Regions from separate parts of the Homo sapiens genome. Here region 2 is linked to region 1. Evidence: chromatin loops called from intact Hi-C (ENCODE). Cell type or tissue: ascending aorta. All regions are shown on one strand.

Region 1 (8,000 bases):
CTGCGGTGCAGCCTGGTTCCTAACAGACCATAGACTGGTCCATGGCCTGGGGGTTGAGGACCCCTGTTCTATAGCTAAAATCCAATGATTTAAATATAAATACATATTTGTCTATTCGATGCTACTAGTATTTTCCTAGGTGACCATTTATTTTTATCATCTATCTCAGTTAAGATTTTTAGATAATCACAATTGATTTAACTCACAGGATTTATCAAGATCTTAAAAGGTATATGTAGGGCTCTTTGCTTTATTTGAGAAATAAATAATCACTGCCTCACAACTATGGCTCCATGTGTGTTATTTAATAAAATATTTAATCTTATTGGAAATCCTTTTATATTTTTTTCTCCACAAAGGACAAAGAGCTGAAAATAAATACGAAACAGAATTCTTTGTGGGAATTATAAATAAAATAAAGGCTAATATTTGCTAAAAGAATTTGAAATGTATATGCCAAAATATTTGCTATTATATAAAAATATAAGTATTATTATATATTTCTTTTTTGTCCCAAAAGATGGTACTAAGTATTATCTTAGAAGTGAAGTTGACTTTAAACATGATTTTCATAGAAATCTAGTAACTAACAATTTTGAAAATATCCAGAAATGTCTTAAATTTTTTTTTGTAAGTTATATTATTTGCATAGGTATAGCCCCTACAGTGTTGTTCAAATTCTGAACTTTTTAGCTTCCTTTTATTTTTCTTACTATTTAACAATATTAGATTGGTTATGTTCCAGGAACAAATTTCAGTCCATGGGTAAGTATTCAATGTGAACTTATTCACTGATTATAATAGTTGTTGATTGTTCAATAATATGAGGGATAGACGAGAGCTCCATCCATCATATTATAAGAGTATAGACTGTCTTTGACTAAATGACATATTAAAAGCCTAATATATGTCCCATAAAAATATTAATATAAGGCATTTTGCAATTTCTTTATTTAGTTATTTCAAATTATATTGTAGAACATGAATAAACAGAGAAATCAAACTGGTAAGAATCTATCTTCATTCTTATCAGCTTGATCTCTGAGTTTACCTTGGGCTTCAAAGGACCAACATAGAGCTAATTGCAAGGGAACCAGTAGGTATAGATAATCTAGAAGATGCTGTGAATCCTCTTAGAAGAGCAACAATAGCACTGTTATTAAATAATCAAGATTTTATTTTTTAGAAATAATATGTTGACCAAATATATAATAGAAAACTAAAGTGGCTTGAGGGCTGGACATGGTGGTTCAGACCTGTAATCCCAACACGTTGGGAGGTCAAGGCAGGAGGATCACTTGAGCCCAGAAGTTGGAGACCAACCTGGGCAACATAGGGAGATCTCATCTCTACAAAAAGTAAAAACAACAAAACATCCAGGCATGTTGACATGCATTTGTGGTCCCAGCTATTTGGGAGGCTGAGGTGTTGCTTATATTAAAGAATTAAGAACCTCACAAATTTAATACAAGCAACATAAATGATATGATTTGGCTGTGTCCCAACTCAAATCTCATCTTGAATTGTAGCTCCCATAATCCCCACGTGTCATGGGAGGGACCTGGTGGGAGATAACTGAATCATGGGGGTGGGTTTTTCCCGTGCTGTTCTCATGAAAGTGAATAAGTCTCATGAGATCTGATGGTTCCATAAAGGGCAGTTCCCCTGCATACACTCTCTTGCCTGCCACCATGTAAGATGTGCCTTCCGTCATAATTGTGAGGCCTCTCTAGCCATGTGGAACTGTGAGTCCATTAAACCTCTTTTTCTTTATAAATTTCCCAGTCTTGGGTATTCCTTCATAGCAGTATGAAAATGGACTAATACAACAATGATGCTGGAAGTGTGAATTTTTAGCCTCACATTCATGAAAACAAAGCCATATATCTGGGTTTTCAATTATAAAGGGGAAAGTAATGCACCAACAGTAATTACTCATACCTGATTATCCCAAATATTATCATAACAAGCATTATACTCCATTTTTTACAACTTTACTAGACTTCTCATCTCTTTAATAAATCATGAATCAACTATATTGTAGTTTCTAAACAATTACTTTGCATTATACAATATTAGAACTTTGTAAACACATTTTAAAAGTAGTATTCTTCTTATTCATATCTAACTTCTGATCTATGAGTAAATAGGCCCAAACTTTTACATCTTCCATTTATGTGTTCTCTTTTAATCTAAACCAGTTGAATTTTTCCATTAATGTTTAACTCAAGAATTTCTATATTTTTCTCCTTGTCAAGTAACTCTCAATTCAAATGATCAACAATAAACCTCACTAAACCTCACAGTGCTCACCTAGAATTATGGTCTGAATAATTTGATAGAGTCTATTTTTTATTTCATCAGCCTGGTCATCAATGAACATATTTAACAACTGTATATGCCTTTGGAACATCATTCAACATTTCCTTGACCCGCTGCTTAGGCCCAAGCTAACATTAAACCACTAATAATACTCTTGAAACTTTTTATTCTATGTGGATCTAAGTCTCAAATAATTTCAACCACACACACCTCCATATCATGTGAAAATGAAGTCAATGCTGAGAGAGAGAAACAAAGTGTCTATTGCTTTAATCTATGCTTGTCATTGTGTCACAGTCCAGAGTATTCAGGTGAAATTAAATTGCTAATTTTGTTCAGTCATTTTGATGCTAAAATGATAGGAATAACACATGATTTCCCTGTTAGAGTCAAAAGGATGCTATAAATCACTACATTCTACAACATACAACTCTAAATGCATTGAATAGAACATAAATTTATAACGGGATTTACTGAACAGGAAAGAGGGCCAAGAAAGCACAGATTCTGACTTGAATAAGTAAAACACCTAGAGAAAGAAATCCCAGTCATCTTATTCTAAACACATCACTTCAGCAGAATTCCTCACAAAAACAAATCATAACATTAGTATTATTCATAGTTATTTGCAAAGTTTTAACAGATTAATGTCTTTTCCCATAAATACTGAAATAGTACCTAACCTGATTCAATAAACAGCTGCAAACATTTCACTGGTTGACTAGGTTAAATTTAATTTTATGTGTTAATTTTTCATGTTTATCTCATATTTTATTTTTCTAGTTATATTTACTTTTACCAAAGCCTCATACTGTTTTTCATATCACATAGGAACTCATTTCTTACAATAAATAATATATAAGGACTAAGATGATTCCAATGCAATTTTTTTTCCATTTGTATATAATTGCTTTATCTTAAAAGCAAACCCTGCATATTCTGTCTTCCAGAGAATAAAGAATAAGAAATCATTTTAAATTTATTTTGCATAATTTGCTGTTAATGGGAAAAATTTAGGGGAAAAATATGGTTATATAGATGGGGCCACCAAACAAAGCATTATATACAGGTAGTTATTAACGAAATACAAAGGAATTAATGTCTCTAAGCTTAGTGCTCAAAAATAGAGAGTTAAAGCAAGTTTATTGGCCTCTGAACTAATGACATCATGGGGCTGGATAATTCTTTGTTGTGGGGACTATCCTGTGCATTGTGGAATGTTTAGCAGACTCCTGGCTGGCATACCAGTAGATCCCAGTAGCATGCCTCCTCTACCCAGTTGCGACAACCAAAAATGTCTCCAGACCTTGCTAAATGTCCCCTAAGGCACATAATTGCTCCAGATTGAGAACCACAGGATAAAAGAGCTGTTAAACACAAAGATAGCTACCATATATATGTGTGTGTATATATGTGTGTGTGTGTGTGTGTGTATATGTGTGTGCATATATATGTATGTGTGTATATATATACACACACATAGCGAAGTATAAGCAAGTGGAAGAAATCCTAAACCAGAAAAGTCTTGGTAATTTCGTAATACAAAGAAAAATGTTTTTTCTTTTCTATCAATGCATCAGGTAATAGAAACCACACCTTATTTCAACTCTAAAAGTCCTACTTTCATGGTATATAACAATGCAGTTAAAATGTATTGCATCATTTAATTTATTGTCTCATGATCAAGTACAGACAGAACAGTAGAGTGTCTAAGAGTCTAAGAGCCCTGGCTTTCAAATCAGAAAGACCTAGAACAAATCTAATTTTGGCAATTACCAGTTGTCAAATTTCAGTGGGCAGATAATTAAACTCTAAGACTCTTTTGTTATCTTCAAAATAAGATAATGGTAGTACATCTCTCATAGGGTTGTTGCAAAAGTCAAATAAAATAATGTTTATAAAAGTACTAAACACAGGTCGGGCGTGGTGGGTCACGCCTGTAATCCCAGCACTTTGGGAGGCCGAGATGGGCGGATCACGAGGTCAGAAGATCGATCGAGACCATCCAGGCTAACACGGTGAAACCCCGTCTCTACTAAAAATACAAAAAAATTAGCTGGGCGTGATGGCGGGCGCCTGTAATCCCAGCTACTCGGGAGGCTGAGGCAGGAGAATGGCGTGAACCCGGGAGGTGGAGCTTGCAGTGAGCCCAGATTGTGCCACTGCCCTCCAGCCTGGGGGACAGAGCAAGACTCCGTCTCAAAAAAAAAAAAGCACTAAACACATTGCCTAGCATGTAGTGAGTCATCAAATTTAGCTATTTTGTTATTATTGCTATTCCTAACAGAGTTTTATACTTTATTCTATGGTTTTCAAAGTGGAGCAACTGTGCTCCCACAGGAGACATTTAGCAATGTCTGGAGACATACTTGGCTGTCACAACAGATGGAGAGGTACTAGCTCAGATACATAGCTCTCTGATACGGTGGCTTAATTTGGGCAAAGCTTTAAAAAATGGAGAAACTACCTAGACTTTAGCTAACATGCCGTAAATGTCACTTCTCTCGGACAATAAGTTTTTATAGTTTTGAAAGTGGCATGAAATTTAAAAATATATTTCTGGGTAAATAACAGGTATATAGTTATTCTCTATTAACAGCTAAATTTGAAATGATATACTAAAATCACATAAGGGGAGTTAAGAAATTAGGTAAAATGAAAACTTTATCAAAGTTGATTTTAACTGGCTAATTTAAATCATTATATGTAAATTTAAAATGTAAATCCTAAAATAATTACTTTCTCAGCTAGAATTTCCCCAATCAATCTATGAATTTGGGTTCAAGATAAGTAATTGTCCAGTTCTGAGACCAATATATCTGGAAAATGAAGGTCAGAAAATATATTTGAATTCTCCGAAAAAGATAGAGAGATAAATACAATGTATATTTTATATTATCTATTAAGAAATTTAAGTTTGCAACTACATTTTAAAATGCATATTCTATCAGAAGTCCATGTACTAGAAAGCTTATTTAAGGTGATAATCAGTAAGCTTTTTGCTAATATTAATTGTCTAGACAGTTTAACTTCCATTTTAGAAACACACTCTCAGAAGTAGAGATAACCAGTTCTTTGTCACAGCAGATAAAAAGCTCACAGCCAAGAATACCAGAGCACTATTTTTGTCAGGTGCATATCAACATTTATGTTGTCACCCTGGGCCAGCAAAACATTTAACAGATGTGCTGTATCTATGTTTTCTAAGTATTTGATACCTATTTTTATATTTCCTCAATGATGGCCCCCCCCAAGAAAAGCCACAAATTGGCAAAGAACGTGAAGTAAAAACATATTCTCTTAAAGCCAAATACATAATGTCCGGATTTTGTGTTTATGTGTATGTGTTTAATCTAGTTTAAGGTGACTCAATTTTCAAAATCAATTCACACTAAACTTTGCTATCTTCCTTCATACCAAGCACTAAAACATTAAAATGTTTTAAAATATATTTAAAACATGAAATGTTTTAAATGTTTTAATGTTTTAAAATATATTTAAATGAAAGTTTGCATAAACTTTTCCTGAAACAATGATTCAAAACACCAACAACCATCATGCGAAAAAATATTGTCAAGTTATATTTGATGGAGGTTTACTGGTTATGGGACATAGTATGTATTTCTGTTACAGCACTATTGCAATGTTTCATAACTTTTCTAGATCTATCACACAATATGTGTTGAAACTTTAATGCACAGGAAGGAGCCTACCATTTGTAATTCTGAGGGCCAAGGTACTTAGGAAAGAATGGAAATAATTAGGGACGGAAGGAAATAAATAATTAATAGACCTCAAAATGACTATTACTTTTATGAATACTAAGCCGCATTTACATTAAAATAAATATTTTTCTAGGCACTTTTGCAACAACATTCTTTTTATTGTACTTATTGAAAATAAAACCATGTGGTTTCTGATATATGAATTAGCTTGTCTTTGGAGTTGGCAGAACATGAACTTGTGTGGCACTGCCTTATCTAAAAGAGTCATATCAGATAGGCCTAAGTGCTAACATTGTAAGATACAGTGTTGGGAAAAATGCTTTGGCAATCTTTCCAAAACACTTGACTCTCTCCTCATGGAAATAATAACACATTTCATTTTTGTAGAGATTTGATATGCAGATAAATGCCAAAGGAAGAAAAATGCAGTTATATTTTGCCTTTAATTTACCAAATCTTCAACGTATAAATTATGACCTATATAATTGATTATAGTTATTTCAGAAGTGTCCATGTTTTCTAAGACTTCCGTTATTCTCTGCTGCTTTTAGTAAATAATTACAACTTTGATAAGTGATTTCAAAATATTCCTAACTTTGTAATTTCAAAAAAAAGGGCATTGGGAATCACTAATATACCCAAAATGAACTCTGAGGAAATGACAGATATTGGAGTGTTGGATGGAATAGAAATAGTGTGACTTTATTTAATTGTTACACTTCCTTATACAACTCTTTCCTTTCAGATCTGAAGAACTAATCCAGGTTGAGCATCCCTTATTCAAAATGCTTGAGACCAGAACTGTTGCAGATATTTGATTGTCTAAAATTTTGGAATATTTGCAGTATGCAGTATATTTTTACCAGTTGAGGATCCCAAATCCAAAAATCAAACGATCATTTCCTTTGAGTGTCATATTGGTGCTCAATAAGTTTTGGGTTTGGGAGCATTTTAGATTTTGGATTTTGCATTCTCAACCTGAATATGAGAGAAATAACTGTCCATTTATTAATTTCAACATTTAATTAATTCAGTATATAAAATATGAATAAGTTTTAGTGGTCTGGTCTTTTAAGGGGGGAAAGTTCAAGAATCACTAACATTTTATAATATAGATATTTTAAAGTAGAGCTTAAAGGCACCTCCAGTCCATACAGCTATTTTTAGGTGAAATAGCATTCAATTCCTATTTTTATATATGTTGGATGGATGGAGGGGTATTTTGTCATTTTATGTATAAACCAATGAACTATAATGCTTAGTGTCAAGAAACAGTTTAGAACTCAAAAAGAAAATAAAATTTTTATTTTATAATCAAGTAACTTTCCTCCAAAAATGTCACAGGAAAAGGAAGATCGTGATAGTCTGTCATTGAAACTGAGCTCATACCCTCAAGTGAAACACCTGGGTGCTTCATTACCAAATTCATGTCTTTCCTATTCTGAGAAACATCCTCCAAGAGGATCACCTATTTTGGTAAGGCACCTACTTATAGAGTCAGATATTATCACATATAGCTGCTGGAAAGTGTGGCCACAATACCTCAAATATTATCACTTGCCATGAGTTAAAGTTTCCTCAAAATCAGCACAGGAAGATGAGAGTGAAGTTAAACACATATTCATTAAAGAAGACTGAAAAGAAAAGAAAGGGATTAGTGTTATTACTTACAGCTAATAATGAGAAACAGTTAATCGTGTATCAAAAAAGAAAATAAACTATTGTTTTAAAACTCAAATTCGTAACACATCGTCACATTCTGAGAAGCAAGGAACATCTGTTATAGAATGTGAAAAAATTATTTCTAAAAATAAAAATGTAAAAATAGAAGAAAGTAAACATCTAAATTCAGTGGACAGACTTGGTCAGAAATAGTTTCAATGCCTAGGGCCACCGTGTACTGCAGGAACTGGTGGCATTACTGACAGTCTATGTTTTCCTTCAGTGTGCACA
Region 2 (8,000 bases), 310 kb before region 1:
CACCAAGTTCAATAATTGGTTGTGGACTATTCTTTGAGGAATGTTAATTCTCCAGCATTTCTGGCTGCCCCAATTGTAAGCAGAGAAAGTTCCAGGAGGTAAAACCATCAGTCGTGGGTAGTTTGAAATTGAGCCAGCCGTCATGGTATTGTAAATACAGTACTAAAAAGACATGGGGGAGGGGTGCAAATGAGAGTATGTATCCCAAAGTATCTGCTAATCCACCGACATTTAACACCAGGCTACCATTCCAGCCTCATTACCTTTCACACTCTTATCCAACATCCGTCTTCTGCCTCATGAAACTCACTTCTCTTAGACATGCTAGATATTTTATGATTCCTTGATTATACCCAAGCTACTCCTTCTGGCTCCATTCTTTGCCCAGCAAAATCTTTGATTTTAAGGCCCAGCTAAAATATCATCTCTTCACTAATGACTTTGTTCTCAAATTTTTAGTTGTTTTTCAAGATCCCAGATTATTGAATTAAGGCTGTGACTTGCAAGATTCCAGAAATCGAGGTAAAATGTAAATCTTTTGACCAGTCATTCAAATGTTTCCAAGTAGCCACATTTCCTTCTATATTTAAATTTTTTATATATCAACCTGTCATTCTATCATAGTTAAAGTGAGGCTTTAAAACATAACATATATTAGAAATTAGAAAAGTGCCTGGCACATGTTAATCATTATATAATGCCAGCTATTGTTATTTGTTTAATACACTTAAGAAGCAACTGTAAAAGCTTTTTTAAAAATGCAGACCCCCAGGCCACAAAGCCAGAGATTCTGGTTTAGCAGATGGGCTCCAGGAATTTAGATTTGTAAACAATCACACTACGTGATTCTCTTGCAGAGCAGTTGATGATAGAATGACCAGACTTTCAGATATGATGTGGACGATTTCATTTTATACCTGTTTTTATGGTTTAATTATCAATAGTGACTCCTTTCACTTTCAAAAGTGTCCCAGTTTGAACAAAAAATTAAATGGTAACTCTATGGACCACATTTTGAGGTTACTGTTCTTTAGAAAAATGATGGCTGACGATATGTATCACAAAATTTTTAGAGAAGTCATTTTCTGACACTTTATATTAAATTGTGTGCAGAAAAGACTCAAGGAAAGACAAGTGATGGCAAAGATTATTATGGCAATTTCCCTAGTCACTAAACTATTTCCCGCTGCACAATCCCTGGTGAGTTTAGAGTAGGAGTTAAGAAGGAGCCTGCAGGGAAAGCAACTTTGCTGTCTCTTGGTGCCTGTTTTGAGTCTGAGTAAGAATGACTCTGCCAAGTATATTAATATTGCTAAATATTATTTTAGAAAAATATGCTGTAAATCCAGATTCAGACCATTAATGAAAGTGTACAATTTTCAAACATGCCATTTCATATGCAATGTTGATGCAGGCCTTCTCAGCTAAAACCAAGATGATAATGAGTCACGGCTGGCTTTTCAGTGAGTTACAGCTATTTAAAGTAATGTGGTAATTGGAAGTGACACTGTAGATCTGTGTGTTTATTCTGGGTTGCCATGTTGTGGTTATAGTGCAAAACCTAGAAATACTGAAAAAACATCAAATGTATGTGTCAAGTTAATTTGCCACTCCTTTTGCCTTAGGCTGATTAGCACAAATTAAATTGGCCACTAATAAACTCAAGATGTTATTATAGAAAGCAATATGAAAATGCCACATATGCATTCTGCTGATTATTTTTAAAAAGCCACAAAAATGCATGGCTTCATAGTTTTATATTTAAACAAATATGAACAGATAGAGACTAGTTTAATACCTTCACCACTTTTGATAAGTACATATTTAAGCATCAGTGCATTATCATATCAAATGGAATACTTTATATGTGGATATAATTTTAATAAAATAATCTTTAGAGAAAATTACATTTTTCTTTGTTCAAAATAAAATATACATAGGAAATAAAGTACTTGTTTAGTAGCATACAATTTGGTGGGGGAGGGTGGTATTGGCACTGACCCTATTTCTACAGACTTCCATATGGACATGCTTCTTGATAAGTTTATAGGTAAGGACATAGATGGGCTAGAGAGTGGTTCCTGAAATAAGAAATTATAGGAAGAAATATTTATATGGAACTGAAAATATCATAAGAGGGAAAGGAAGTTCAGTTATTTTTTCTCAGAGAGAAAAGGAGTTTTAAAAAAGAAAAGAAATGAAGGAAGAAAGACTGGACCAAAAAAACCCAAAACAAAATAAAACAAACTTAGCAAGATGACTAATTTCACTTCTATGTGAGAGTTGATAGGAAACTGGGAAAGGATATTGAGTAACATTGAGTCTATTCATTTGGTGGCCCTATTAACACAGCTTAAAACTAGATACACGGCAGGGAGAAATGATACTTACAAAATTATATAAATGTACCATTTTAGTCTACTCAGAAATCTATAATAATGTTAGAGACTGATTTATATTCCCAAATCTTTCACTTATTCTTTGTACACTTTTAGATAGGCAATTTGGAAAAACAAATTAGTGATATCAAGATTACTTTTCTAATGAAGGTAGTGGAGGACCCTTGGGATCTCAAAAGAGAAGCTGGGTATGTAGCTAATCATTGGTGCTATTAAAATAATATTTTATTAAATTTTGTAATGCAGCTCAAGGCAACCAAAATAATATCATGTCAGAGTATTAAAACTGATGATAAACAATTAAGAACCAAATTCCTTATATATTTTGCAAAGAGCCTAAATTTTAAAATATTAAAAGCAAAAAAACTTTTCCAATATTTGTATTTAAACAGAAAAGGGAATTATGTAACCTTCATAATATGGTTCTTAAAATTTATAAAGTAACTGTATTTTTAAAATAAATTGAGTTATTTTAACTTTGATCCAGGAAATTGTAAAAATTGTACATACCAAAGGGCAACATTTACAATATAAGTATTACCAGAAGTAATAACTTAAACAGTGGCATGGAAGCCATTTTAGGTATTAGTTAAAATTGGAGGCTCTAAGGTCATGGAGACCTTAGTTTAATTTAATATAATCTCTGCTACTTATTAGCTATTTGATCTTTGGTAAATTATTTAACAGTTCTGAGTTTGAGTTTACTCATGTGTAAAATAGAGATATTAATACCAAATTACGCTGTGAAGATTCTATAATGAAATAGTATAAGGAAAATACTGAATGCCACAAAAATTGTAGCAGGAAATCTCAATAAATCATAATCAAAAATGAATCATTATGCTTCCTCATTTAACTACAGAAGAAAACACAACCCTTTAAACAATTGCAGATTTAATGAAGTGTAGACCCAAAGTCTTATTTCTTGTCTCTTAAAATCAGTAGGGGTTATGAGCAAGTCTGAAGATAGTATACTTCCCACTGGTTGTATACATAATAAAGATAATTACCCATATTAAAAAAAACCCTTTGTGTCAGCTTACTAATCTGTGTTTCTTCTTATTTTTATATGTCCCTTCAGAGAGACTTCTCTGCAGGGAATATCAATTATGCATTTTCCCTACCTTTACCTACATTCACTTTGTGTGAAAGCAGACAATTAGTTCTACTTTTGACTATTAAATTACTCTAATGGACAAAATATATAAAAAGGAAATAAATATCTAATAAGTCAATATGGCTTTATTAGCTGACATTTTGTTAGTTTTCTCTATTTTCTTACCTTACAAAGGATTAAAAAGGAATAGTGGTTATGATTCCCAGCTAATGGACAAAGCAAAAACTATCCTTTAGACATAATAATTGATGGGAAAATGAAATCAAAGTGATCCGTACAATAATTTTACTCATTGACTACTTCAGAAAGCTCCTAAGTGATCAAAATTATAGTCATGTATTTCTTTATAGAAATAGATAATGGGAGTACATAAACTTAACAGTTAATAACATTAGTTGGGGTATGGAAATTAATAAAAGCTTGGGGGAAACAGCTTTAGTTTAACAAATGTTAGTTTCTTTTTTATCCATATAGTCAAGATTCTTTAGCCTTTTTCTCTTATATCATAGTCACAACTGATACATTTAGAAACGTAAATGACTTGGAAAAGATCCACTGATTTTTCTCTCATTTGATTATAAGAAATATATGTGAGACTGGTGCAAAAATGCTAAGCCAATGGGATGGTTTCACTGGAACAAAGTGAATGTCCACCTTTTTCAAAATTCAGTTTGTGTGGAAATTTTTAGGAAATGACTCCATGAAAATTAGGTTATGTTAATTCCTTGCTGATTCATTATTTCCCGCTGACAAGCAGTAGGAAAATATCTTAGATAATAACTTAGATAGAGGCACCATATACGATGATGTTCATTCAGAGGCTAATAGTTTAATAACAGAGAACATAAATCAATGCAATTCTCCTCTTTGAGAAACACTATTAAAAGAGTAGTCTCTCTAAAATTCAAGCCTGTGTTAATCTTTTGCTTAAAATTATGAAAGGCTTTCCAGTTCCTATAGAATAAAGTCCATGCTCCTTAGCATAATTTGATTCTACTTAGGTACAGGTTCTTATCTCATTCCTCTGTCCCCACTCAGCTCCCAGAACTTAACTGTTTTATTTGGGTTAATGTCAAATAGCTTATAGATGATTGAATACACTGTGTTGCTTTAGAGCGCTATGACTTTGCATCTGCTAGTTCTCTCTGAGGTGTCTCATCCCTCCACCCACTTCTAACTAGTTCCATCCACATGCAAAATATTCATGCTTCAAAACCCACAGCTCAGGTGTCATCAACTCAGAAAGGCTTTTCTGATGTCCCTAGATGAGATAAATCTTTGCGCTCTCTTCTGTAATAATGTTTTAACATACATACATTTCACTCTTCACCCATGTCACACTGTATTGTTTCTATTTTTACATTTGCTATTGTCTTCTATTAGACCATAAAATCTTTGATGGCAAGGAATGTGTCATGTACTTTCCTCCCGCAAATGTTAGCTACTTGAGGGCAAAAATGCTGTTTTGTCTTCAGAATCTTCAGAATCTAACAGTCCCTGGCATGTAATATGCACTCAGCAGATACAATAAGTATTAATATTTCAAAGAATAAGTGAATGGATAGGTTCATCTTGTCCTCATTCTTAGCAAAGTACCTGACCCAAACAGGCATATAATAAAAAAATTGCCAATCACTTGAATTGATTCTAAAATTAAACTTGATTACTCCTATGCTTTTGATTTCCTATAGAGGAAAAGAAGACAGCATTTTTTAGTGATTGTACATATGAACTCTACCTGGGATACATATAGGTAAACATTTATAAGATATATTCTTAATTCCTCCTGTATTACTTAAGTAAAATTGTTATCCATTATATATCAATAATTAATATGCTAAATCTTCATATCAGTTACAAATCAGACAAAACTAATATAGGATGAGTCACCTTTATCAACCTCATTGCTATCTACTTGAGGTTCATATTGAGAAGACAGTTAGCCTACTGATCCCAACAGTTCCTTTCCAAAGGCTTCTCCTGAACTGTGAGAATGTCTTCAAACAAAACTTGATTTAAAAAAAGGATAAAACAGTTAAATGCTAGTTCAATTTCTGACTTGTTATGGGCAACATGAAAGCTGCAATTGTTTCTGATGAGAAAGTCAAGAGTACATTTTTTTTTTAACCCTTCTTTATCTAGAAAGCATGCATTGGTGACGCTTATACATACAGCATTATACCAGACGCCGTGGAACTAGTTCAAATCATGGATAAATACATTCTTTTTTTTTTTTTTAGATGGAGCCTTGCTCTGTCGCCTAGGCTGGAGTGCAGTGGAGTGATCTGGGCTCACTGCAAGCTCCATCTCCCGGGTTCACGTTATTCTCCTGCCTCAGCCTCCTGAGTAGCTGGGACTACAGGTGCCCGCCACCACGCCCAGCTAATTTTTTGTATTTTTAGTAGAGACTGGTTTTCACCGTGTTAGTCAGGATGCTCTTGATCTCCTGACCTCGTGATCCTCCCGCCTCGGCCTGACAAAGTGCTGGGATTACAGGCGTGAGCCACCGCATGCCCGGCCAAATACATTTTATTCTTATGAGTATATTCCATGCAAGTTTAGATTCTATTAAAAAAATACTAACAACTACCCTTTGATTGAAGCTTATGATTTTCTAAAATCTGGGGACAAAGGACAGAGAAATTCTCATTGTGCGTCTAAAGTTCCCCGAATTGAAAAGCAAATCCTAGAGATAGCAGAAATGCAGCTAGATTTTATCAACTTGGTAGAACAGTTTGAGGGCTATTTCTAGGCAAAAGAAATAGGCGCTACAGTAGAGAAAATTATTCAGCTATCATGTTGCTCCTCCTTTTCATTTTCACTGATAATCAATCAGCTTTTAATCAGAAACAATTTTGAAGGGTTTTTTTGTTTGTTGTTCATTTGTTTTTGTTTTGTTTGTTTGTTTTGTTTTTTTGTTTTTGGGTTTTGTCTGTTTAGTAAAAGGATTCATTTCACTTTAGGAAAACTCAGCAAAGTGTAGAAGGGGAAGTTGGCACTTAGCCTAGACCTTTTGTGTCTTCAAGTTTCCAAGTTCTAAGAACAGCATGGAGCCCTGCTATGTTAGAGAGGGAACACATCTGAGAGATGAGAATGAGTATATCTGGAAGATCACAGATGTAACAGGAGGCTTAGCCTAAGGAAAGCACCAACTGGATAATGAGAGTTACCAAGAAAAGGTAATGACAGCATCTCAAAAACAACACTAAAGCTATTATGTTCAATAACTTGTATAAATGCTTTATAAGTGTATCCCAAAGCCTACAAACAACATCTAGCTAATAACATTCAAGATTTGTACGTTCCTTATGTAAGTTAAAGTGGACACATTGGGTGTTCCAATGCAGAAGAATACAGAGAAATGCCACAGGCTGAATATTTGGGCAAAGACTAACATTCTCTTGCTGACAAACATGTCTTTGTATTTTGACATAAACTTCTTATGTGCAGATTGGTTCTGTGGAAATTACAAACTTTTTGAAGTCAGGGGAAGGGATGAAAGTAAAATTAAAAATTAATCTTTTCTAAGGAACGTTGTAAATCTAATAGACATTAAATAACTGCTTGAAATTCTAATCAGATAAAAACATCTAGACCAAACAATAAAGTTTAGATGGACACCGGGGAATGAGAGCAAATATTTTTCAAGATACTTCTTCAAAGGGCACTACAACAGAGAATGATTCTTAGAATCTCAGGGATTTTGAAAAAATTAGCCGTTGTATTTCTTTGTATTTATTTCACAAAAAGTATTGTTCTTTAATCATGTATTTATTTAAAGTAGCCATAACATTCCATGTATCATTTTCAAAATGGTGATGAAATATATTATTATGGGATAAACTTTCAGGTATATAGAAATATGTGATGTAACTTTTGAAAAATGTGGAGAAGCTACTTCCTGCCTATAGGAGGTAGCTTTAAAAATGTGGAGAATTCCCAAATATTTCCTTTTATAAATACAATATAAAATTCATTATCCTAGAATATAATCTATTATATATTAGTCTCTTTATTTATATATATGAAGAAAAAATCTAGATAAAAATATCATTGAATAGTTCCTTCATGATTAATTGGATTCAGTAAGCAAAATCTAACAACTTTATAATTCTAGTCAAATATGGTCCTTCCTTTAGGCTTCTCCAAGGCTTTTTACTACAACTAAGGTATCCAGCTGCACTCTACCTTTACTGAGTGAGTCCCCATGGTTACCAGCAAAGTGTGTGACTGAAACAAAGAGGACGGCTGTTCAAAAATGTATGTCTAAAATATCTCTACCTAAGACATTTTTTTCTTTTGTACTTTGTGTGTTCTGATTCTCAAAACAATTGAGTTACTCGTTGATTCTTTTTTTCTCCTCCATAAGGAAAAGAAAAATGATTTTTCTGACCACTGAATTGTTAAAGCTTCTTCTTCTTTCACCATATCTATAAATCATGGTGTTAAAGTTACAGAGGAGAAGGTCAGTTTTGTTGTATATA

Evidence for each region. Peaks named below come from ENCODE experiments on the same cell type or tissue, not always from the same donor. Only the 100,000 strongest peaks of a DNase experiment are listed, where the experiment ranks them.
Region 2: a loop joins it to region 1, with 1.8 times the contacts of the local background. A loop is called at or near these places in 2 of 110 quality-filtered maps.

What each region holds. Positions count from the first base shown.
Region 1 is chr2:212,340,743-212,348,742 of GRCh38, forward strand. All of the region lies in intron 1 of ERBB4 (erb-b2 receptor tyrosine kinase 4), which reads right to left. Among named protein-coding and RNA genes, the nearest start is that of MIR548F2, 82 kb to the right of the region's middle. In ascending aorta, no CTCF peak of the experiment used is centred here; no DNase peak of the experiment used is centred here; H3K4me3 peaks cover 631 bases; H3K27ac peaks cover 4,325 bases.
Region 2 is chr2:212,030,730-212,038,729 of GRCh38, forward strand. All of the region lies in intron 2 of ERBB4 (erb-b2 receptor tyrosine kinase 4), which reads right to left. Among named protein-coding and RNA genes, the nearest start is that of MIR548F2, 390 kb to the right of the region's middle. In ascending aorta, no CTCF peak of the experiment used is centred here; no DNase peak of the experiment used is centred here; H3K4me3 peaks cover 951 bases; H3K27ac peaks cover 2,701 bases.